Regions from separate parts of the Homo sapiens genome. Here region 1 is linked to region 2. A link is a loop called in an ENCODE intact Hi-C map of the cell type or tissue named here. Cell type or tissue: IMR-90. All regions are shown on one strand. Links, peaks and the distances in the headings refer to the core of each region. The heading gives the core; the rest is flanking DNA. Region 1 overlaps RORB (RAR related orphan receptor B). Region 2 overlaps NMRK1 (nicotinamide riboside kinase 1).

Region 1 (12,703 bases), core at 1,447-9,446, 510 kb after region 2:
TGCAGTCTTTCTTGTAACCTACATACACTTGAAACCTCTAGAGCACTGGCCTTGGAGGCAATGTTGACGGGGTAGAGCATTATTTCTGCATCCAGACTGCCTGGACATGAAAACTGGATTCTCCTCTTACAGGCTGTGTGACTGTAGACAAATGAATGAGCATTACTGCCACGGTTTCCCCATGGGTTCATTATGAGTATTGACAGAGTTAACATACATAAAGCACTTGCTGGTACATGGCATGTAGTACCCACTAGTTAAGTGTTAGCTATCATTATTATATAAGAATGTTCTTTAAAAAAGGCTTTTGGAACCCTACCAGCACGAAACTAAAAAAGGCTTTCAAAATAACATTTTCTAAGCCCACCAATTGCTTTCCCAGGCGGGTTCAAAAAATATACACTGATTAAAAATTTCATTTTAAAATGAAGCTATACAGATTGATGGATACTTTTCCAAAATGAAATCCAGAGGTTTCCCTGCTAGTCTTAAAAAAAATTGTTTGCATTATAATCATCATGACATGTACAAGGACAATTCCATTTTCTCCCTCCTACTGGGCCCTCTTTTGTCCCCTATGAAATCTTGAATTCCCTTCTCTTTCTCCCTAAGCCTAGCTAATGCTGTGGTCTGCCACTGTTGCCCTTATTCCCACTTCTGTGATGTTTCCATACTTCAAGGCAGGCCACAGAATGGCTGGCATACAACTGGGAATTCCTGCAAGGCTCGTCCAGTTAATGGTGATTAGCTGTTACAGACAGGAGCCAGGATGGGTGTACATGGTCCCAAACAATGGAGTCTAACATGCATCCACAAAAGCTTTCATCTTGAGAACATAGCCTCTTGTGAGATATTACCAGAAGTCTCAAGGTAATTGCATTTTACTGGAATCAAACCTAACAAGTATTTTATAATTAAAGATCATGCTGGTTTCCTTTACTATCACCTGCAACTTAATCATGTACTTGAAGCTTCCCACAAACAGCGAGGCTGTTTAATATTTATTGAACATCCACAATTACCTTTACTTTTCATTTCTCTGGAAACACACTCCTTTGGTTTGGCTTCGAGGGACCTTGAAGAAGACCATTATTTTATTAAGAAGGAGGCAAAGAAATCCTGCGTGATAATATTAATAATAACACCAGCTCACATTTCACAGGGCTTTTTCATTTACAAAGTGCTTTTACATGCATTATCTCATTTGATCTTCATAATATTGTGTCTGATTTGTCCTTCCTACTCTGTGGGGTCTAATATTCCCTGTACCACTGTATAAGGAGACTGCTTTTTATCCCTCCCTCTTCTGACTTTTAATCTATGCAAGATTTTAGGAGGCAGATCTCTAACTTATACAGGAAACTGAACAACATTTTTCTGTGTCAACTGCCTTGTGAGCTCTAGTAGTCAGATTTTTTTTAACAATTGGGCCTTTTGAAATAATTAGCCTATTTCTTGGTGAGTGTCCAGGCATATCCATTTGTCCTGGAAGATAATAATAGTAAATGAAAGTTAGAAAGTTTTGCAGGTGATCCATAAAAACACAGGCTTTCCTGTCAGGCAGGTGAATACAAATCATTCTCGCTCTACCACTTCCTGTACTGCTCAGGGGGCTTCAGAAAAGTTTCTGAAGTGCTCAGGTGAAGAGAATGGCAGTGTTAAGTCATGTCAAATAAACAATCGACTTGGGTGAAAAGAGGGTGACTGCTAAGCAAATGCAAAGCCCTGCAGGTCCTCCATCTTCCCTTTGTCCTGGGACTGTCTCCAACGAGTGGACATTTTCCTGAGCAATTCTGGAGCCATCAAGGAGGTTGAGACTCAGTTTCCTTGTTTGTAAAATGAGAAGAGTAATACCGGGTAATTTTAAAGAGTAAACAATGTGATTTGTTACACGTCTGGGCATAAAACGATAGTCTTGCAGTTGTTACTGAGAGAGGCACAGTCTACCTTTTTTGTATCAGTCCAGGTATTTAAGGTGTCCGTACTCATTGTTAACATGGCTCAAGCAGTTTTTCAAGGGTTTAGGACACACTTTATGTAACTTCAATTTCTTATAGTTATTTACTTCTATATTCCTGGTATGCAATACTCTTTTGGCCCCCATCAGTGCTAAGTTTCAGTCCCATATACGCTTAGCTTACCACTGAGCAGTGTGATTGGGACTGACGATAGGAAGAGGCTCTCCTTCGTGTTAAAACTCCTTCCTGAGGTGTTGCTTTCTGTCTTTTCCTCTTTCTTTATAATCTCAGAAGTCACTAGAATTTTAAGATTTCTTCTTGCTTGTGAAAATCATATCACTAGTGGCTTGGATTCTCAATCGTATGACTAGTTTATGGCTTTTTAATGATGTTTTCAGGTTGCAGGGTTACATGGTCAATTTACCTACAAGTTACGGGAGATCCCAAAAGGTTGGAGTCTGTGCCCAATTCTGACTCTGAGGTTTTGTTGTTTTACAATAATCTGGTTGCACTATAATGTGGATGGTGGTGAAGGCCTAAAGACACACAAATAGCCATGTTTTTACCAGATTCCATGCTTTATTTATTTATTTTTTAGAGCTCCTTAATGCTACTATTTATGCAATTGTTGTTAACAGCATATTTAAATTAATAAAGAAAGAAATATTAAGGGAAAATATCTGTGAGGTAAAATGGAGAAGGTAATTTGAGGATAAACATTGAAGTAAACCATCTTGAAGTGTTAAAGTGATATAACAACACAGCAGAATACTGGCTTATTTCCCCTCGTAAACTTTCTGTCAATTAAGATCATACTTTATTTACTTGACATTGTATTTACGGAGGACCCCTGAAACTGACTCAGGGCTGGATCTGTTTGCTAATCAGGTAGTGGGAGTTGTATGTGTGAGTCAAAGCTGTTCCTGCTCCTTTTCAGGGGAAGGAGTGGGTATGATAATGAGACTGCCAGACAATCAGGAAAGACACAATGAGGAGGCCGTCAATAAAAGCTGTGGAAATCTAGAACGGACATCATCTTCATCTTGCTGGGTTGATGCAGGCATCATAATGGCGCCTCTGTTCCTTTAAAATACTGCTCAGATAATGGCCTGGCCTCCCACGCATTCCGAGAGGGTGCCTCTAGCCTTACTGAAACCCTATCCTGACCACAGACCTTATTTCCCCTTGCAGCTTTGATACCCTGTCCAGCCAAGTTATCCTCCAGAGACACAGTTGCTGTTTCTTTCGATGTGCTCCACAGTGGTTTTAGAAATTGCTTCAAGAGCACCTGAGGACAGAAATTCCGTCTCCCTTCCCTACCCTTTCCCTCTCATCACACACAGATGTTGTCAAGAGTTTCATTAGTGAAGTTCTTTAACATTAATCTATGGAGACAATCTGGCAGTTGGTTATTGCTCTGAGAAGCAACCAAAAGGAGTTGGAAACCAGACAGTAGCCGGGAGATTTCTGGCCAAGTGCTTTGTCCTTGTGAGTTTTTGAAGCAGTGTAAGTCATTAGCAAGCCCCTGCTAATTGAATTTGATTTCATGTCAACACTGTCACAGTCACATAGAGTACATCAATAAAATCCCAACGCTGTTTGCTGCAATCATTAGGCCCAGTTTTTTTTTTTTTTTTTTTTTAATAACAAAAGCTCAGCCTTTGGTTGAAGGTTGTCACATCAAGCTTAGGGAATGCAGTGCTTCCTGGCCTTCTGTGGAAAAAATTCAAGCACTGACGTTGTCATTTAGAGTGGAGCCAAAATTGAATGGGAAAACACACTTGTACAAATGACATGCACAAGTGGCTGATTGGCCCCTCATTGATATCTGATGTGCAACCCCCTCAAAACAGCTACAGATCATGTGTGAATTCTTTACAAGATGTGCCAGTTAATTAAATGTCCAAAATGGCACCACATACTTTGTTCAAAAAAGTGAGGTCCATGGAGTTAAGATGTGGAAAAAAACACGTTTGAAAACTGTCTAGTCTTCAGTAATTGAAGTATGTGTGAAACTTTTGTTACTTTTACCTCAAGTTATATACTTAGTAGATTGGGAAAATGGGCACCTGACCGAATTACCAAAATAGTTTAATACAAAGAAGATAAGATTTTTGTGATCTACAATTAAAAGATTCTGAAGAGTGAAAATTACCGTCTCAAATTCAGCTACAATTTGCTAATTTTGGAACAGTTGTTCGATATGCAATTTCCTCACATTCTTACCCTTTGTGCCACACACGAAGGGAAAATTGGGAATATCTTTCACAAGGTGGTACTACTGGGAATTGTTTTAACTTATATTGTCATGTTACACCTGGATGAGGAAACATATAAAGTAATTAAGTGAAACCTACTGAGGAAAACAGGGATTTCAGCTGAATTTAGCTAATTAATCCCAAGACTGGCCCCAAGTGTAGAAAGAAAAAATATTCCAAGGGGTTCTCCTTACCGGTTTTAATTTAGCTCTGGGCAATGGCAGTGTGATTCTGCTGGTTTTGTATCTCATTACCCTCAAGAGCACCCTTTTTCCCTCCTGTGACCCGCACTTCAAAGGTGATAACATCACCTCATCAATTGTCAATGCTACCAGTTCAATAACCAGCTATCATGGTGGGGCATCTTTCTTGATGAGAGGCAGATCTTGGCTCTCTCCAAAAATAGCTTGCATGCAGTGCCAGGTAACCCCAGATTTCCTCAGTCATCTAAGCTCAGGAAAAAGACTTCATACCTGTGCTTTCTTTGGGACATGTTCATAGTCAAATAAGGATTATATTTCCTGTGACTTTGGTCTTGAGACATAACTGACCATAATATTTTTTTTCATATCAGTACCCATCATAACCATCTTCCTTTAAAACCAGTGAAAATTGTCTATATTAATAAATGTTATCTATGCTTCCCTATCCCGTTGAATTTAGCAGTCTGAATTTTAAAAAGAGACAGAACGATGGAGCTTTTCATTCAGTATCGCATGGTACAATAATAGTTACTCTAGGGAATTAGCTTTCACTAAACCCTAGCAAGAGTCGCAAATTAATATCTCAGGTGGTGCTATGTTAGAGTTTAGAAGGCCTTCCCCAGGTAGAGAAAGAAAGTTCCCCAGGGGTCTCTGCACTATGCAATATGATGTTATGCAGAAACCAGGTAAGAGCCTCAGGAGGGCGGGGGAGGTGCAGAGATGTGCACCGACTGGGAATGTCCACGGAAGGAATTATCACCGCTTCTTTGTGTGAGGAAGATGGCTCAGAAAGCATTTACTACAATCTGTGCTGGAAATCCTGCCTTGCAACCTTGCCTTTCCTCTACGAGAACAGGGCTATATTTAACATCTGCAACCTCCTATTTTGTCAAACTATAGGAGCATGACATTGTGGAGGTCAAAGTTACCATATTAAAAACCAGAACTCTCATTTAAAAAATTAACCTCAAAGTTTAAAACAAAATTAGTTCACCTTTTACTATTACGAAAAAAATAATATTGAGTAATATTAGGTGCTCTCCAGCAGTGATAATATTTGGTTAAAATATCAGAGGTAATTTAAATAAAAATAGGATGCAAATTAAGTTTTTAAAATTCTTTTAACAACGATAACTTTTTCAAGTAAAAATGTGAGACAGTGAATAGAGAATTCTACCCTTTTTTTGGAGAGAACAACTGTTCCCCAACTCTAGTAATTAAAACTGTGTTTTTTTTTTTTTTTTAAAGGAAAGTAGCAAGTACTGTAGTGAAAAATACTGCTCCGGAGTACTCTCTGCTGTGTACTATTGTAATGCATCAATTTTCATGTGTCTGCATACCACAATATTCTAAAAGAGGTCTAGAATTTGAGGGATGAATGATTTAGTCATGGTTTAGGTGAAATTTTTTGTTTCAAATTTAATCGAGACAATGTGCATTTTAAGACTTTAATTTTGCTTATAGTAATTTAACCAATTTTTAGGAAATGCTCTGACTCTGCTGTCGATACCAGCATCAACCACACGATGTCACCAATAACTACAGTACTGACTTAGCCTTGGGATGAAACTTTAATGCACACATTTCTCCATAGGTTAAATTATTTTCTATTTTGTTCATGAATTTTCTATCTATAAAACTAGCAATCATTTAATTATAATATAATTAATTATATTATTTATTATTAATTCACAACAATAGTGTGATTCCCAGAATTTACAATTTTTGAGGTTTACTTTAAAAAATATTAATAATAAAATGTAAAAGTAATATCCTTTTAAAAGATCCATTTGCTTAGTCACCTTCACATATGTTCTGATGATATAACTCGGAGGTATAGTAAGAATTAATCAAACGGCATGTATTGAACACTATTTTTCAGGCTCTGTGGTGAGACACATTCATACACACACACGTGTGTGCACACACAAATTCATAAGCTGTAGCACACTTGAGTCTTAATCAAGAATTCTTCTAGAATTCTTTTCTTATGTGAAAGCTAGAAGGAATAGAATACTCTTGCTCCCCTAAAATTGTACCAGCCATGCTTAATATTTATGTGTTATATAAATACTCTTTTTGGCATAACACAAGATTAATTAAAGTAACATTTGACCTCTTTTCATGAAGGTAAAGCCGATCTTTTCTATCTCCAGTTCTTCCCACAAATGTATTCTGAATTTACAAGGTTAAAAAAATAAACATATTGTGATTGTAAGACCAACTTTTTCCCTTGAAATGGTTTATCATAATATTATGCTTAATTATGCAAATATGCTGGAGGCTTTTTTTATGGGTGCATCAGCCAAATTCAAATACATTAAAGATGACAAATACATATTCATTTACACATTCAGCACATATATGCCTGTATGCAGAATTCAATTAATTTATAAATAAATTGATACACGTAATGATACAAATATTAAAAAGTGAGAAGGTATGGAGCAAAGCTATTTGAAGAATGCTTATGGAAAACATCCTTCCATTAAAAATAACAAACTTCTAAGGAATTAAATTTATTTTGTGGATTATTCTCTATTCACTCCAAAGAAGATTTCTGAAGAAGGAAGAATTTTAGTATTATAAGATTGGCAATTTTACTAGCTCTAAAAAATATCAACTGAAGTTTTATATTGTTAAAATGGATATGCTGTTATTTTTAAAGGAACATAGGAGGGGAGGAGAAAATAAAAAAGATCTTAATCAAAAACCTTAGTGAGATCTAAAAAAATCGAATAAAAATTTCAAGAGTTTCCAAATATTTGGTGGAGAAAACATACAGGTGAATCTTTAATTTAACAAGCTAGATATTTGGCCTTATTTATATACAGTCAAAGAAAGAGAAATGCATATTTGTATTAGAGTTGTCAGATTTGTGACAAATGCAGTATATAATTTCCTTTTTATTGTTTTTCTGAGGTATTTTAAAATTTTAAACCAAATTTCAAATTTTTTAATTTTGTAGATTATTTTTAAAGTCACCTGGTTTCAATGATGAGCAGGGCCTTATAAAAACAGCACACATTCTACCTTTAAGGCTAGTATTTGTGACTGGTTTTTACATTTGCTATTTCAATGCAACACATCGATTTATAAATTAATCTTATCCCCAGACATCAAAAAATACAAGGTAAATATTTTTTCCTTTTTTTGGTATGTAATAAACACTCTTGAATTGGCCCTACTTTTAAAACTGTCATCATAATGAACTTTCACAACAAAATAGCATTGACATTTATAAATAAACCTGCCTATGGCTACACTATACACTATATACTTTAATATATATTTACATTCCCAATGTCTTTGAGTACAGTCTTCTTAACAGCAGAGTTAAAAAAAGCATCTCATGTATTCATAAAAACTAAGAAAAATAAACACAAGCTTTATAAGATAAAGCTTGAAATAATGACAGATATACCATTGTATTAATTAATGACCTCCCAATTTGGACTTGCATAACAATAATAACAATTCCATTTTATAATGATCTATTAAGAATTTTTTTCATTTGTGTCTGGTGACTGAAATACATTCATATATGGTTATTTACACTATAATATATCAATGGTTTATATTTATCCTAGCAACAACCTGTTCAGCTAACAAAAACCTTAACATTGGTACATTCATACTAACGTTTCTAGCTAAACATATTATGTTTTCTTAGAAGAAGAGTTCTTCTAATAAGGGCTTTTTTGAGTGTATGATTTTTAATATTTGATAAAAGATGAAAGATTTTCATAACTTTAGAACTGTGACACTATAAATATCTTGAGGAAACTGCAAATATTTTAATATACATTTATACTTATAAATATGATTTTAGGTTTAGATTTTAAATGTTCATTTCACTCTAGGTGATAATGCTAGTTCAAACTATTGTAATATTTTTAAAGACAAACTTCCAGTTAATTTTCTTTTTTTCTTTTTTTTTTTTTTTGAGATGGAGTCTTTCTTTGTCGCCCAGGCTGGAGTGCAATGGCGCGACCTTGGCTCACTTCAACCTCTGCTTCCCGGGTTCAAGTGATTCTCCTGCCTCAGCCTCCCGAGTAGCTGGGATTATAGGTGCCCACCACCACACCTGGCTAATTTTTGTATTTTTAGTAGAGACGGGGTTTCACCATCTTGGCCAGGCTGGTCTTGAACTCCTGACCTCATTATCCACCCACCTCGGCCTCCCAAAGTGCTGGGATTACAGGCGTGAGCCACCGTGCCCGGCTCCGGTTTAATTTTCTTAAGAAAAGAATTGATTGCTGCTCTCACAGTCATATTTATTGTGCTAATTTTCATCATTTTAGGTGACCTCTCTCTATCCCTTATATAATGACCTAAAAAAATCACAATAATTTTTTTGAGTTTCTATTTTCAAAAAAAAAAATACATAAATAGATGCTCTAGGCCAATATGGAAGCAAAATACTTTTCACCTGAATCAAGCAGCTTTTGTGAGTGTTGTCCAGTACGGAATTTTATTTTATTTTGTCTTGTGTGTCAAAACTGTACCCACTTAACATGTGAAAGGTGTTATAAAAATTTGGAATATTGAGCTCTGTTTCGAATATTGACAGCAGGAAGAATTGGGAATGATGTGTTAGATTATTAACCAGGATAATTTGTCCATTTAAATTACAGATTTGCGGTTAATGAACACATATAAAGCCTCTTGAGTTGCTAAAACCCTGGGTTGTAAAAATAAAATGACACTAGGCTTGAAAGCTCTATGACAAGTCACCTGGCAGTTCTTGATGCTTCCTCTGGAATTCGTCAAAATGTGTTTTCTTTCATGGCACTTCCATTCCAAAGAAAGCACACATACATGCAATGCCTTCGAATGAAAGGAACCACTCGCTCAGAGAGAGGAATACTTCAGAGTTTTGAAAATGGGACTGCTGAGTCTTTATCTTTCATAAGTGGTACCATTTTCCTTACGAGTGGGAACAAAGTCTCAGAATGAGGGGAGACTGTGGTGCTGAATTAAATTCAATTTAATAGATCCTGTTAAAACTATGGTTTCTATTAAACCATAGGATCTATTACAACTATGGTTTCAGTGGAGACCCTCATTTCCCCCTACATTTATCATGTTCCTGTTTCTGAGAGCTGTGACATTGGGGAACTTGACTTTTCTGTCCTTGCCATTACCTACTCTGAATTCCTATCCCTTTCCCTATCTTGGTTATGTGAGCTCAGCAACCAAGAAGAAAATGTGAAGGTTCAATTCAATGTTGTCTTGTGTCAATCTCTGTTTCCTTCCTTTGGAATCCATCCAGCTTTCCTGGGACTAGAGAGGGTCCTCTCAAGTAGAGGGCATTCCGACCAGACGCGGTGGCTCACACCCATAATTCCAGCACTTTGGGAGGCCAAGGCGGGTGGATCACTTGAGAACAGGAGTTCAAGACCAGCCTGGGCAACATGGTGAAACCTCGTCTCTACTAAAAATACAAAAAATTAGCCGGGTGTGGTGGTGTGTGCGTGTATTTCCAGGTAGTCGGGAGGTTGAGACGGGAATCCCTTGAACCCGGGAGGCAGAGGTTGTAGTGAGCCGAGATCACGCCGTTGCACTCCAGCCTGGGCGACAGAGCGAGCCTCTGTCTCAGAAAAAAAAAAAGGGTGGGGTGGGCATTTGTTGCCCCAAATGAGGTAGGCAAGCAACAGCTTTTGGAAAACCAAAACCCACAGAAACTTCTGGGTTATTTTAGGTTCCTACATAGAAAGAAAAGTCACATAAACAAATGACAACGTCAGTATGGCTGAATAACTGAAATACTAATGACATCTCTGATTTATTTGGGGCTATCAGCCTTATATCTTACCCTGCTTCTTTATTTTATTTATTTATTTTTTTGAGATGGAATCTCGCCCTGTTTCCAGGTTGGAGCGCAGTGGCACCATCTCAGCTCACTGCAACCTCCACCTCCTGGATTCAAGTGATTCTTTTGCCTCACTCTTGCGAGTACCTGGGACTACAGGTGCATGCCACCACACCCAGCTAATTTTTGTGTTTTTAGTAGAGACGGGGTTTCACCATGTTGGCCAGGCTAGTCTCGAACTCCTGACCACAGGTGATCCACCCACCTCGGCTTCCCAAAGTCTTGGGATTACAGGTGTGAGCCACTGTGCCCGGCCGGAAGGGCTTATTTTATAAAAGATGAAGATTTGGAGAAGAAGATGTAAAGAACCACTGTGGAAACACAAAACTGTTGATAGTAGTAGAGACAGAATAATACAACTAATACAACTAACAAAATAATAGAAAATAACATAAATAATATGTTCTCAAAACATGAGAAGAAATGTATATGCATTATCTAGTATCTTCCCAACAACTCTATGAAGCAGAATGACTTTGAGATTCTAACTTAAAAAGTTTAGATTTCATAGAGCCAGAAAAAAATGAATTGCTGTAAAAGCTTTTGATGAAAGGCAATAATGGAGAGCATATTTGGGCTAATGGATTTCCCTGGTCTTGGATTTTATCATTTCCTCACTCTTCCTTTCATCGTTTGAGGTGACAGGGGTTGGTAAAGGACAGCAGAGGAAGGAAGCAGATTTACCATTGCCCTCAATAAGTAGCACATACATTGATGACTATGGTCTTTTTCACCCATATTAATACTTCATCAGTGCCTGAGAGCAATACTGAAATGTATGAAGTATTTTTACACAACCCATTGAATGAGGAATTTTAGGATTGGAGATCATCAGAACATCTTGTTCAAAGAGCACTTGTCATTAATCAGGGAAGTTTTAATTCGAATTAGGCAATTCTGATATTCATGTAAGAGACATGAAGGGGACTCTGACTTAAGTCTAAGTATAGATGATGAAAGTAGGAGATCTCACTCAACAGCATATCTGTAGGATAATCACATATAACCTGAAAAAGATTTATTTTGCCAACACACAAGCAGAAAAGCTTAAATAAAAATGTATGAAAAAGAAGATGCTTTTTAGGGAAAGGCATGGTCTAAGATATTAAGACAAGTTTTTACATTTCACTTTTTGAATAAATGTAAAGATAAATAATTTTCATCTTAACTTCACAATTGATAAATTTAACTACTTAGGGGTCACACGTCTACTTATCAAATTAAAAGTAAACAAAACCACTTTGATCTCTAAGGTACAGAATGCTTATGAAAATTTTGATGCTGATATTTGCCAGCAAAAATGAGAGCTGGCAATGAACAGTGACGAAACTCATCATTTATGTGATGTTACTCAACATATTGATTTTGAAGTGAATATGTCTCAAAGATTCATTGTTCTCCTACTCAAAGTTACTAGATGTTAAACCAAAGAAGAAACAGTTAGAAATCCACCTGTTGGTTCTCTCTAGCAATTCTCAAACAGTAATTTTATTTGTATAAATTTGTGAATAAGTGGAATTTTGCACAGGACCCTTTCTGCTGAGTGGTGTGTCTTTGCAAAGATTGGGTGTTTTTAGCTCAGAGTTATTCTGATATCTGGTATTCATGTCATTAGTTACTGAATACCAGATTCAAGTAACACATAATAGGAACCACCACTGACAGAGATGTAACAACACAATAGGAAATTTAAAGAGATGCTTGTTTTCTTTTTCTGTGTCTGACAAGTGCCCATTACAGTAAAGAGATCTTCTTTGTGATAGTTGCCACTGCTCAAAAATGCCAGTGAACCAATATTTACTCAACTCATGCTGAGAAGTTGTAAGCAGAAAGATGTTCTGAATGTTTGCTGCCAATCAGAAAGCCACACTTTATCAATGCCACCAACCCAAGCCTAAGCTTCTGGCCTCTTTACACCTTTTAAAAAAATACCAGAACTGAGAAATTGAGATCCCATTAAATCTCAACCTGTCAGTGCTTTCTCCTAGTCTTTCTTTTTAAAAATCTTCTTTTTCATTTCTAAGTTTTTTTGAATCCTAGTGAATGCTATATTTTTTAAAAAGGAGACTTAAATAAAAACCACGTTTACATTAACTCTACCTACCTTTCACCAGCTGCATATTTACTGACTATTCAAAGAACCATAGTCGGCTATACAAAGTAATGACTGCAGAAATGCAAATGGGGAAGAAAAACAGAGCAACCAAGAGATACAGCAGCCAAAACAAGTACAATGCTTTTCAGCAATCTACCCAAATGGGAGAAAATGGTGGGCTTGCGAGTTACAGTAATTTGCAGGTTACATAACTCACAAGGAAGTAGATGCAAGAAGGGAAAACTACACTAGAAAATGGTTTTCTTGGAAAACAATTCAAATACAGAGGCATAGGCATTATTACTTTGAACATG
Region 2 (12,703 bases), core at 2,529-10,528:
GAAGAAATAGTGTCTTTAAACGGCATTAGCTTCATTTTGCCTCTGGCCAGCAGTAACTTTCTTCTTGTCTCATAAGGGCAGTATCTTTAAACGGCATTAGCTTCTTTTTGCCTCTGGTCAGCAGTGACTTTTTCCTTGTCTCATGAGGGGAGAAAGAGGCCAGCCCACAGGGGTCCCTCCCTCACTGATAATGAGTCATACCCAGGCGACTGAATCGTGAAGGTGGAAGGCAACCTGGCTAAGGAGAGGATGAAACTTCATATACCACGCTGTGGCCTAGCAGTTCTTCCACGCCCAGAAAACAGACGTTCAAGGGGGAGTGCTCCGGCAGGTCACCTGACGTTGAACTGTTTGACAGTCCTGAGCACACCCCAGTGGTTGGCACTCAGTGGTAGCAGGGGAAGCCAGTGCGGCGGGAATGTGGATAATGCGGGGCTGGGCTGAAAGGTCACTGTCATCCTCCCCTCTCAGCTGGTGCTCCTAATTTAGGATTCTTTTATCTCCCTAGACATCTAAATGAAATGCATTTGATTTGTTTGTTTGTTTTTTTACTTTTAGGAAATATTAGGAAGCTGTGATTTTCAAAGCTAATTATGAAAACATTTATCATTGGAATCAGTGGGTGAGTAATTTTGCTACAAACAGCTCTTTAAGATACTGAGGATGTCCAAATGGTGTTTCTGTGTGGATGGAGTGGGGGACGGAGAAGCAGTGAGGATTCCAGAGTCCTGGGGAAGAGCAGACCACTGTGGAATATCAGTGGAGCACTGGCTTCATAAATGCCAACAAGAGATGGAAGAGTTTTCTATAAACAGAGAAACAGAAGAGTCAGTCAACCACATTTACCCACTTTCCCATTTATTTTGTGGAGCTAACACCAGAGACAAGGTCTGATTGGGCACTGCTTTCATTCAGGATGATTTATCATTCCCCATATCATTCTCCTTCATCACGATGGAGGAGAAAACTTAGTTTCTTTCCAGCTGTGCCCAGCTTCAGACATTTGGTATACAGAACACCTTCACCTCCATTCCTTTCCCCCATGTTTTGGGTGGCCTTATGTCCCATGTTGCCCAAGCTAATCCTTGTGGCCCTGGATGCACCTCTCTTTCTCTCAAACATGTTCTAAATTATATGGTCATCCTACCTGTGGTGCCATAGGCAGGCATGCAAATAAAACATCAACATCAACTGAAAATGACATTATTTGTTTTGCTACCATATTATGTTCACCTTTACTCTAAGTATATTCACATTGTTTGTGACCCAATTAATAAAATATCTGAGACTACTTTGTTTGTAATTTTGGGGAAATCATTGTGTTATGGTATTACATTACCATAGTAAGTCATCAATCAGAAGTAAAATTGAGTGAACTAAATGTTAGAACTCTGCTTTGCCTCCCATCTAACCAGAAGAAAAGTTCAGTTTTTCTCTGCAGTACTTCTCTTGTGTTTCTCTTCCTTCTCACCCTCACTGCCACCATCCTGATACAGGCTGTCATTCCCTAGTCCCCATCTTTCCCTTCTAATCTTTCCTACACACCTCTATCAGTTTAATCTTCATACAGAACATTTTGATTATCTGCCTGATGAATGATATTCAGTGGTTCCGAGTTATTGAGAATTAAATCTGAATATCATGATGTATGAAGGCCATCTGTAAGTAATAAAGGAAATGTATTAGCCTCAGGGGTAGCAGGCTGCGGGAAAAATTTGATACAGGAGCTCAGTGGTATCACCAAAGGCAGTTTTTCTCTCTTTTATGTGTCTTTCATTTGGGTTCATCTTAGAATTGGCTTATCCTTTTGGTCACAAAGATCTACTAGGAGCCCTGTGACTTGTTTCTTCATAGCCTGTCACTGGGCAGAAGGGGAAATGCTTCTCTTCCCCTAGGTCATAGGTCTCCCTTTGCTGGATAAGCCTGGTCCACATACACTCAGCCACCATGGTAAAAGAGGTGGGATTACACTGATTGGTTTAGGTCAGTGGGTTCTGTTCTGGAATTGAGAGTGGGAGCAGTCCCAACCGGACCTAGAAAACAGACATGGAACCTGGAGAGGCAACTACAAAGTCCACTACAGGATCCAATCCAGCCTTCATCTGGCATCTCTGTAAATAAGATTTCCCTCTTCTCAATGTCCCAATACAGGGCCGTATACCTAGAAACCTACCTTCTGTCTTGTCCTGTGTACTAGGTACTATCCATAACTCCCTAAGAAAGCCTTCTTTCCACTATCTTTTATTTAGCAAGTGCCATGATTTCTAATTTTTTTCTTTTAAGAAACAGGGTCTCACTATGTTATCCAGGTTGGTCTTGAACTCCTGACCTCAAACAATCTTCCCATCTGGGCCTCCCAAAGTGCTGGGATTACAAGGATGAGCCACTGCTCCTGGCCAAGTGCCTCAGTTTCATTTTAGTGCTGCTGCACCTGTGAAGCCCATGCCGGATTCAGTTAAGGCGACTTTTGTTCCTGCCTTGCATCTTATGAACTTAGCCACTTGCTTCCCTAGGAAGTAATTGTCCAATAAGCCTCAATCGAATAATTACTTCATAGGGAAGTAATAACTTAGTAATTATTCAATTGCAAATAACAGGGGTTCTGAAGGAATTCAGGGGGCATCCATGAACTTCCTGGAAATTTAACACAAATGTAAAGACAGTCATTTTTCTGGGTGTGTTAGTCCATTTGTCTTGCTATAAAGGAATGCCTGAAGCTTAGTAATTTATAAAGAAAAGGAGGTTTATTTGGCTCACTGTTCTGCAGGCTCTACAAGAAACATGGTGGTGATATGTGCTTCTGATGAGGGCCTCAGGAAGCTTACAGTCATGGTGGAAGATGAAGGGGATCCAGCATGTCACATGGCGGAAGAAGGAGCAAGAGAGAGTGAGAGGGAGGTTTCAGACTTTTTAAACAACCAGCTCTCACGTGAACCAACAGAGCAAAAACTCACTCATTACCATGGGGATGGCACCAAACCCTTCATGAGCGATCTGCCCTCATGAGCCAAACACCTGCCAGCAGGCCCCACCTCCAGCTTGGGGATCACATTTCTTTTTTGAGACAGAGTCTTGCTCGCCCAGGCTGGAGTGCAGTGGTGCAATCTCGGCTCACTGCAGCCTCCGCCTCCTGGGTTCAAGCGATTCTCCTGCCTCAGCCTCCCAAGTTGCTGGGACTACAGGCATGCACCACCACGCCCAGCTAATTTTTGTATTTTTAATAGAGGTGGGGTTTCACCATGTTGACCAGGCTGGTCTTGAACTCCTGACCTCAGGTGATCCACCCACCTCGACCTCCCAAAGTACTGGGATTACAGGTGTGAGTCACCGTACCCGGCCAGGGATCACATTTCAATATGAGATCTGGAGGGGACAAACATCCAAACTCAGTCACTGGGGAAAGAGATGATAACCTTCATGGGATTCTCTCAGAGTCCCACAACATAAAAAAGTTTAAATCCATCCTGGCATTAGACTTTCCCATCTCCATTACTTAACATGGACTAGTTTTATTAGTATACAACTTCTCAATCCTTAGTTTCCTCAACTGGAAAATTGGAATATTAACATCTACCTGTTGCAGAATGTATTCTCCACGTGTTTGAGTAATTACAGACAGCCTTTTAACTTCTCCCCAGCCCACTGTTATGTCCAAATACAATGAGCCCTCTTGTTACCTGGCACATAAAAAATAAATGGGCCAGGAGTTGTGCATTTATTTGGGTGTTGTGAGCAAAGAAGGGAGTGGCACCAAGTAGTCACCCTTTTTCCTTCCTCAGATCCTAGGACAGAATGCATGCTGGGCACGCTTCTCCTCAGGTTGGGTAGCACACGCAAGCTACACGTGGTGGTTGTGGGCGTGCCATAGGAAAATGTTCCTATTCCTTTCCCACATGTTTTGGGTGGCCTTCCTATTCCTTTACCCCATCCTATTCCCCCATTCCTATCCCTTTCCCCCATCCTATTCCCTTCCCCAAGGAAGGTTCCTATTCCTTTCCGCCATGTTTTGGGTGGCCTGAGCTGTCACCTGACCAGGATGTCTGCAGTCTGAGTGTGGATCTTAGGTGCAGGCTTGTTTAAATACTTTTTCTCCCCTCTCCTCTCCATATCTCAGACTGTCTTCTAGCCGATCTGTCTCCTCCAAGGCTTGTGCAAAAATGGGGTGTGTATTTCTCATTAGCTTTAGCTAAGTCAGTGAGAAAGGATCTAATTACTACTGTTGGTTTGACTGCGTGATCTTAACAGAGATAAGTCTAAAAAATGACAGATTTTTCTAGCCAGATTGTTCATATTGTAATAAAGTCACCCCTGTTCACTATCTCATTTAAACCAAAACTTAATACCTAAACTATGGACATTTGGTATGGTTTACAGACATTTTTGTTAAAGAAGGGGAAAAGTCATAATATGTTCTTGATACATAGGGTAGCACCCACTCACTTTTCATCGTTTTCAAAGAGATGGCCCATATCCTACCCAATTGTATATCGTAAGGTTACATGAGAAATCTTGTGAATCAGGTTCCTTCTACCTTGAGGTATAAGGTAGTAATTGAGTTATATACAAGCCATTTTGATGAATGGATATTAGTTCATTTTCCCTTTTCTAGATTATAAGTATTTGTGGATTGATCTCATCTGGGATTAAGCAAAGTTTCTTACAAATAGATGTGTAGTCAGGAGGTTTTTGTGCTGTGAACATTTTGGTGGTATGGTGAAATCTTGACCTCAGAGTAATAGTTTTAAGTGTACAAAATAAAATGCAGGAATACAAAAGAAATTGGTTATATTGAAATATAGTTATAAAAATATTTTTAAAAACAAATTTGTGATATTGTGATATATACTCTTCTATGTTAATATATTAAATAACAATAGCCAGAAGTGGGTCTAAACAATGCCATAAATCAGAAACAATAATGAACATCGATGATACTTCAAGATATCCACCCCAACTGCAACATAATATGAAAACATCTGTGATTTCTCTTGGTGAATGTCAGAGGTACTTATATCACTTACATTTATAATTAAAGGAGATGCTAAATTTCTGTCAGAATTCAATGAAAATAAAGGTATAATTTTTTTCTCATTCAAGTTCACAGATGCCCTGACTTATGTTCACAGACATGAGCCCCAGGTTAAAACACGCTTTCAATAAATGACTGAATCGAGAAGTGCCTCCCTCCCGTGTGATCTCCTCGATGCTGCAAAACTAGATCTAAAGAGGAGTAACTCAGTGCCCCTTCTCCTGGACTTCACAGTCCGGTCAGAAGAGACAAATAACTGGCCTGTTGTGATAAGCTACAGCAGACCTCCCAGCTGGCCCCCAGGTGGAGAGAGATGGGGAAAAGGAGGCATCGCAGAGGAAATGTGATTTCATGGTAGGTGGGCTTGTAATAAGCCACTCCTCTGTTTTTTCCACTGTGCCTTGAGGCAAAATCACAGTGACCATATGCAGTTTTATACACTTGCACTAAAATGTGCTACTCATATTCTCTGTGTTGCATATGAACCATGTGAATATTTTGACATAGGCAAAAAAAATTTTGCTTCCAACACAGTGTCTGTATTTTTAAGTGTTAGTGTTACTCAGTTCCCTTACTTGGTAGTTACCTTTCTCCTTCATCTTTCCCAGCTTATTTCTTATTATTAAGTACATCAGATCTACCAGTGCCTGTGGTTTAAGGCACTATCTATGAAAGAAATCATTTTTTTCTTAAATAGTAAATATTGCTTTAAATACCCTCTTAAAAAATTATTTTAAAGTGTTTAATTTTGGGCCAGGCCTGGTGGCTCACGTCCAAGCACTTTGGGAGGCCAAGGCAGGTGGATCATCTGAGGTCAGGAGTTTCAGACCAGCCTGTCTAACATGGCGAAACCCCATCTCTACTAAAAATACAGAAATTAGCCGGGCATGGTGGCGGGCACCTGTAATCCCAGCTCCTCGGGAGGCTGAGGCAGGAGAATCACTTGAACCCATGAATCGGAGGTTGCAGTGAGCCAAGATTGCACCACTGCACTCCAGCCTTGGTGACACAGCGAGACCCTGTCTCTCAAAAAAAAAAAAGTGTTTAATGATTTTTAATGCATTTTCCTTCTTGGTACTTTCTTTTTTCTTTGCTTCAGTGTGACAAACAGTGGCAAAACAACACTGGCTAAGAATTTGCAGAAACACCTCCCAAATTGCAGTGTCATATCTCAGGATGATTTCTTCAAGGTATCTATAAAACTTCTTAAATTATTTATTTAATACAAAAATGTTTAACCACCACGTTAATTGAATTACATCCAAGAAGTCTTTGGCTAGAGATTTACGTTTTGTATTGAAATTAGGCTCAGTGCAATGGTGTTACTTATCCACTAGATGGCACTGTCTATCAGTGCTGATCTTTCTTTGATCATCCAAAGCATTTATTAAAGACTTCTCTCCTTTTTAGTCTATAATTGTATTATTTCTTTCCTACACACTGTTTTGATGGGTACTTTATTATTTTTCCAGCCAGAGTCTGAGATAGAGACAGATAAAAATGGATTTTTGCAGTACGATGGTAAGTAGATTTACTTGTCAAATATTATATGCTTATGTTCATTTTCTTTTTCAAACCCAAAGAACTTCACTATGTTGAAGTTGATGGTTCTGTGGAACAAAAATTTAAAAAAAGAACTTCACTATATCTGTGAAGGCAGTCTTAAAATGTGTTTAAATATATTGTTGTACTTTAAGCCTGCATTTGTAGGTTTCTGATTTATGTTGAACTATTTAAATAAGTTAAAACCTTTTTCCAGTTTTATATTTAAAACTGAAAACACTGGGGCCAGGCTTGGAGGCTTACACCTGTAATGCCAGCACTTTTGGAAGGCCGAGGCAGGCAGATCACTTAAGCTCAGGAGTTTCAGACCAGCCTGAGCAACATAGGGAGATTCCATCTCTACCCAAAAAAATACAAAAATTAGCCAGGTGTGGTGGTGCATGCCTGTAGTCACAGCTCCTTTGGAGGCTAAGGTGGGAGGATCACTTTGCCCAGGACACTGAGTCTGCAGTGAACCGAGATCGCACCACTGTACTCCACCCTGGGTGACAGAGTGAGACCCTGTCTCAAAAATATATATTTTTTAAAATGAAATAATAAAACTGAAAACACTGAAATGATAGATTTTTCTTCTTTTTCATTGAGGTAAAATATGCCTATATAATTTACTATCTTTACCAATCTTAAGTGTACAGTTCATTTGTAATAAATACTTTTTTTTCTCCCTTCATTCCCCCCCACCTGCCTCCCCTTCCGGGTCTCTGGTAACCACCAGTCTACTCTCTATCTTCATGAAATCCACTTGTTTTAGCTCCCACATATGCATGAGGACATGGGATATTTGTCTTTCTATGCCTGACTTATTTCATTTAACATAATGGCCTCCCGTTCCATCCATGTTGCTGCAAATGACAGGACTTCATTCTTTTTAAGGCTGCATGATATTCCATTACATATACACACCATACTTTCTTTGTTCATTTATTCATCGATGGGTATTTAGGTTCATTTCATATTCTGGCTATTTGTGAATAGTGCTGCAATAAACATGGGAGTGCAGCTATTTCTTGGATATATTGATTTCTTTTATTTTGGATATATACCTGGTAATAGAATTGCTGGATCATGAGGTAGTTCTATTTTTAATTTTTTGAGGAATCTCTGTACTTCTCCATAGTGGCTGTACTAATTTACATTCCTTCCAATAGTATATGATGGTTCCCCTTTCTCCACATGGAATCACAGGGTTTTCTTCTGAAGCAAGTTAGGCTTGCTGTCCCTCTGCCCATTCCTGTTCTGAAGATGTATAAGTAGCTACATTGGCCACCCTCAACCACCCATGAGAGAATTTTGCCTGGAGCAAACTATATTCTCTCATTCTTTCAGCTTTCCTTCTTGGTGGCCAAAGTACTAGGCCACTGTGGTTTGGTTTTGTTTTTTTCTCTGTTCAGAAAGGTTTGTGAATATATTTTAGATGGATTCTCCTCATTCCTTACTCCAAGCTCACAGTTTTGAAGCCAAAGGATTACAGCCTATCATAAAACATTTTTTGTAGAGAATATCATGCTAATAGGCAGTTTAATATTTGATTATCTTATTAACTTTTATAATTAAAAAGATGATCATTGAATACTTACACAAACTAGTGACAGAGGGAGCTCTCTTTAAAAAGTCATAATGTTCTCTATTTTTAACTGATAACCTTTTAGGAAAAGTGTTATCAATCAGTTCTTACAGACACATAATAGTTTTATGAGAGGCAAAATTCTTGACTCACTCTCTGTTCTTGCATCTTGAGTTGCAGCCAGGATCATTTTTTTTTTCTTCTCTTCCTCTCGTCCAGAGGTTAGTGAGAAAAATCATTACAAAGTAAGGGTGAAAAACAAGGAAAAACAGTTTTCAACAATTGGAAAAGAATTACTATTTCTAATTTTTAATGAATTCTTACAAACTGATAAGAAAAACTAATATCCCAGTAGGAAAAGGGCCTAAGGATGTGAATAAGCTCTTCATAGAAGCAGTCAGTTATTGGATTAATAAATGTACAATAAAAGTCAACCTTAAAGAACTGCAAGTTACTTTTTTTCCCACTTACCAAGTAAACGAAGATGTTTAAAGCAATGATAATTAGCCAGTGATAGCATGGGCTCAGTAAAACAAAGGCCCTAATATACTTTAGATGGAAGTATATAGATAAATTGGTACAGTCTTTCTGGAAAGGAGGTTGAGCATGTGTCCCAAACTTAGCATGTTCATGCCATGACTTCAAGCATCTCACATCAGGAATCTATCTTAAGGAAAAACTTGAACATTTTAGGTAAATGTACAAATTTAAGGTAAATCAAAGTACTAGTCAAGGCTTTCTGAGCACAAACAGGATAGTTTTAAAATGTGGAACTACCAAGTTTGTAGAGGAAATAATTCATTTTCAATGGAATATAGTTGATTAATATGAAAGAAGTCAAAACAAAAATTAAAAATCAAGGGATGGCCGGGTGTGGTGGCTCACACCTGTAAGCCCAGCTCTTTGGGAGGCCAAGGTGGGTAGATTACTTGAGTCCAAGGGGTTCAAGACCAGCCTGAGCAACATGGCAAAACCCTGTCTCTACAAAAAATACAAAAATTAGCCAGGTGTGGTGGTGCGCACCTGTGGTCCCAGCTACCAAGGAGACTGAGGCGAGAGGCTCACTTGAGCCCGGGAGGCAAAGGCTATAGTGAGCCGAGATATGCCACTGCACTCCAGCTTAGGTGACAGAGTGAGACTGTCTCAAAAAAATAAATAAATAAATCAAAAGATGGTGGAAAAATAGAAAATAATAGTAAGATGATAGATTTAAGCCCAAATATACCAGTAGCCACATTAAGTGAAAGGAACTAAAATACTCCAAAAATTGTCAGACTGGTATTTTTTTTTTTAAGCCAACAATAAGCTCCTTAAAAGAGAAAGACTTAATGGCCAGGTGCGGTAACTCACGCCTATAGTCCCAGCTACTCAGGAAGCCGAAGCGGGAGAATCACTTGAACCTGGGAGGCTGAGGTTGCAGTGAGCCAAGGTTGTGCCACTGCACTCCAGTCTGGGCAACAGAGCGAGACTCTGTCTCAAAAAAGAAAAAAAAGAAAAAGGATATGTATAAGGACATAGAAATATAGGCCGTAAAAGGCTAGAAAAAGATCCATGATGGAAACACCTACTGAAAGAACTGTTATAACTCTAGCAACTATACTAATACCAAACGAAGTAAACTTTAAGGCTGAGTATTACTGAGAGAGAGAGAAATGAGTTACTTCGACAGGAAGATAAAACAACCTAAAATTTTTATCTACCTAATACCATAACATTAAAATGCATTAAGTAAACACTGACAGAGCTAAGAGGAGAGAAAGACACAAATCCACAATCGGTGTGGGAGTTTTTTGTTTGTTTGTTTATTTTTTATTGAGATGGAGTCTCACTCTGTCACCCAGGCTGCAGTGCAGTGGTGTGATCTTGGCTCACTGCAACCTCTGCTGCCCAGGTTCAAACAATTCTCATGCCTCAGCCTCCTGAGTAGCTGGGACTACAGCCACACACCACCACGCCTGACTAATTTTTTTTTTTAAAGTAGATTTGGGGTTTTGCCATGTTGGCCAGGCTGGTCTCCAACTCCTGACCTTAGGTGATCTGCCCACCTCAGCCTCCCAAAGTACTGGGATACAGGTGTGAGCCACCACGCCTAGCTGATGAGGGGGATTTTAACACAACTTCCTTTGTGTATTAGTTTGCTAGGGCAACATAACAAAGTACCACAGAATGCCTTAAACAACAGAAAATTATTGTCTCACAATTCAAGAGGCCAGAAGTCTGAGATCCAGGTGTCAGCAGGGTGGGTTCCCTCTGAGGCTGTGAGGGAGACTCTTTTCGGTGCCCCTCTCCTGGCTTCTGGTGTTTGCTGAAATCTCCGGCAGCCTTGGTTTCGGCTGCATCACCCCAGTCCCTGACTACATCTCCACATGGTGCTCTCCCTGTGTGTGTCTGAATTTTCTCCTTCTGTAACCAGTCATATTGCATCAGGTACCCACCCTACTCCAGTGTGACCTCACCTTAACTGATTGTATCTGTAATGACCATATTTCCAAACAGTCACATTCTGGAGAACTGGGCATTAGGACTTTAACATAGGGGGACGCATTCAACTCATAACAGCCACTAATGAGACTCACAGACAAAAATTGCTAATGATATAACAGATTTGAACAATACAATTAACTAACTTGACCAAAAACTGACATGTACAGAACATGCACCTAATAACAGCAGAATACATATTTTTTTTTCTTGAGTACATGGAATATATTACCCCAAACAGTCCATATATGCAAGGGCATGGAGTAAGTCCTAATACATTTTATGGATTGAAGAAATGTAAAGATACTCTATAATCACCATGAAGTAAATTAAAAATCAATAACCAAATGTTTGAAAAGTAAGCATTACCCTTTTTTCTGATTTTCAAAAACTTTTTCTAATGGAAAATTTCAAAGATATGCAGAAGTCAGCAGAAAAGTATAATGAACTCTCTCTTGAGTTCGCCATCCAGTTTTAATAATGATGAAATTTTGACCAATTATATTTCATCTATACCCTCACCCACTCTATTCACCTATATTGTTTTGAAGCAAATCCCAAACATCATTGTAGTTTATCTGAAGCAAAACACTTATCTATTCCTTGGGTCAAAAGCTAAATCACAATGAAAATTAGAAAATATTTTTAACTGAATGATACAAAAATATATCAAAAGTAGTAAGACTGCTGGTTCCAGCCAAGATGGATTAGTCCCATTGCTCACTGTTCCTCCCCACTGCAATGAAAAACCCTAGACGTAATGCAACAAACAGACAAAGGAAGACTGAAAGGAAAAAAGAAAGCATGCTGGCTAAAGATTCCAGGACGGGAGGAATGACATGGCTATGGGATCCATGGGTTTTCTTTTTGCCTCCTACATATACAGGAGAAGTATACAACATGGAACCATCCATAGGCACAGGCTAAAAAAGGGACAAGGAAAAGGGTGGCCTACCAGAATAGAAAAACTTTTTGATAATATCCACCCTACTCTAGCCAGACACAAAAGGCAAAACTGTCCTCCCTTCATTTTGTTAGCTTGGTGCGGAGCTAGACTTCCAGAAGATCCATTCAGCATTAGCAAGGCAGGGTGAGTCACCCCTCCACGTCACCCATGGGGGTTGGATCAGTGGAACCAAACAGGAAGCTGCACTTTCGCCTCCACCTGGCAGTACTCAGGTGGAAAGAGGCAGTGTGCAGTGGAGCAGGTTGGCACTTCACCTTCCTTACTCAGGGCGTGTCAGCTCCTGTCAGCAGAACCCAGTGGAAAGCTGAACTTCTACCCACAACTAGCAGCAATGAAACTTAACCAGCACTCTCCTTGACGCCCTCTTCTCACAATGGACCAACTTCCCCCACAACACAGCATCAGCAGGGCCTAGCAGGAAGCAGAGCATCCACCCCCACCTGAACCTGCAAGCTATACCAGAACAGAGTGACTGCCTGCAAAAGAAGATTAAATAGGATCTACAGCCTCATAACACAGGATCTAAAATGTCCTGGACACAGCTGAGAATCACTTATTATACCAAGAACCAGAAAAGTCTCAACTTGACTAAGAAAAACCAATCAACAGACACCAATACCATGATCACACAGATGTTGAAATTATCTGACAAAGAATTGAAAGCAGCATTATTAAAAGGCTGTAAACATAATATTGCAAACAGGCTTGAAACAAGTGAAAAACTAGACTGCCTCAGTAAAGAAATAGAAGATTTGAAAAAAGAACCAGATGGAAATTTTAGAGTGGAAAAAATACATTAACCAAAATTTGAAAAATCACTGGATTGGCTCATTAGCAGAGTAACTATGACAGAGAAAATAATTAGTGAACTTAAAGACAGAACAATACAAATTACTCAATCTGAACAACAGAGAATAGACTGAAAAGAAATGAATAAAAATGTGGAACAATAATGAAAGATCTAATATTCATATCATTGGAGTCTCAGGAGAAAGTGTGGGACTAAAAAAGTATTCAAAGAAGTAATGGTTTAAAAAAAAAACTTCTCAAATTTGGTTTAAGACATAAAACTTCAAGAATCTGAGCAATCCCCAGATTA

What was found. A loop is a pair of places that touch in the nucleus more often than their neighbours do. Peaks named below come from ENCODE experiments on the same cell type or tissue, not always from the same donor. Only the 100,000 strongest peaks of a DNase experiment are listed, where the experiment ranks them.
Region 1: a loop joins it to region 2, with 5 times the contacts of the local background. A loop is called at or near these places in 3 of 110 quality-filtered maps.

Annotation. Positions count from the first base shown.
Region 1 is chr9:74,564,362-74,577,064 of GRCh38, reverse strand. The region is part of intron 1 of RORB (RAR related orphan receptor B); the gene reads right to left. Among named protein-coding and RNA genes, the nearest start is that of RORB-AS1, 72 kb to the right of the region's middle. In IMR-90, for the core only: a CTCF peak has its summit at 5,936; no DNase peak of the experiment used is centred there.
Region 2 is chr9:75,071,006-75,083,708 of GRCh38, reverse strand. It overlaps NMRK1 (nicotinamide riboside kinase 1), which reads left to right. Exons shown (of 9, transcript NM_017881.3): 2 at 559-622; 3 at 6,129-6,219; 4 at 6,502-6,550. The coding sequence starts at 594. Among named protein-coding and RNA genes, the nearest start is that of NMRK1, 11 kb to the left of the region's middle. In IMR-90, for the core only: a CTCF peak has its summit at 6,366 (motif pointing right); a DNase peak (open chromatin) is centred at 6,358.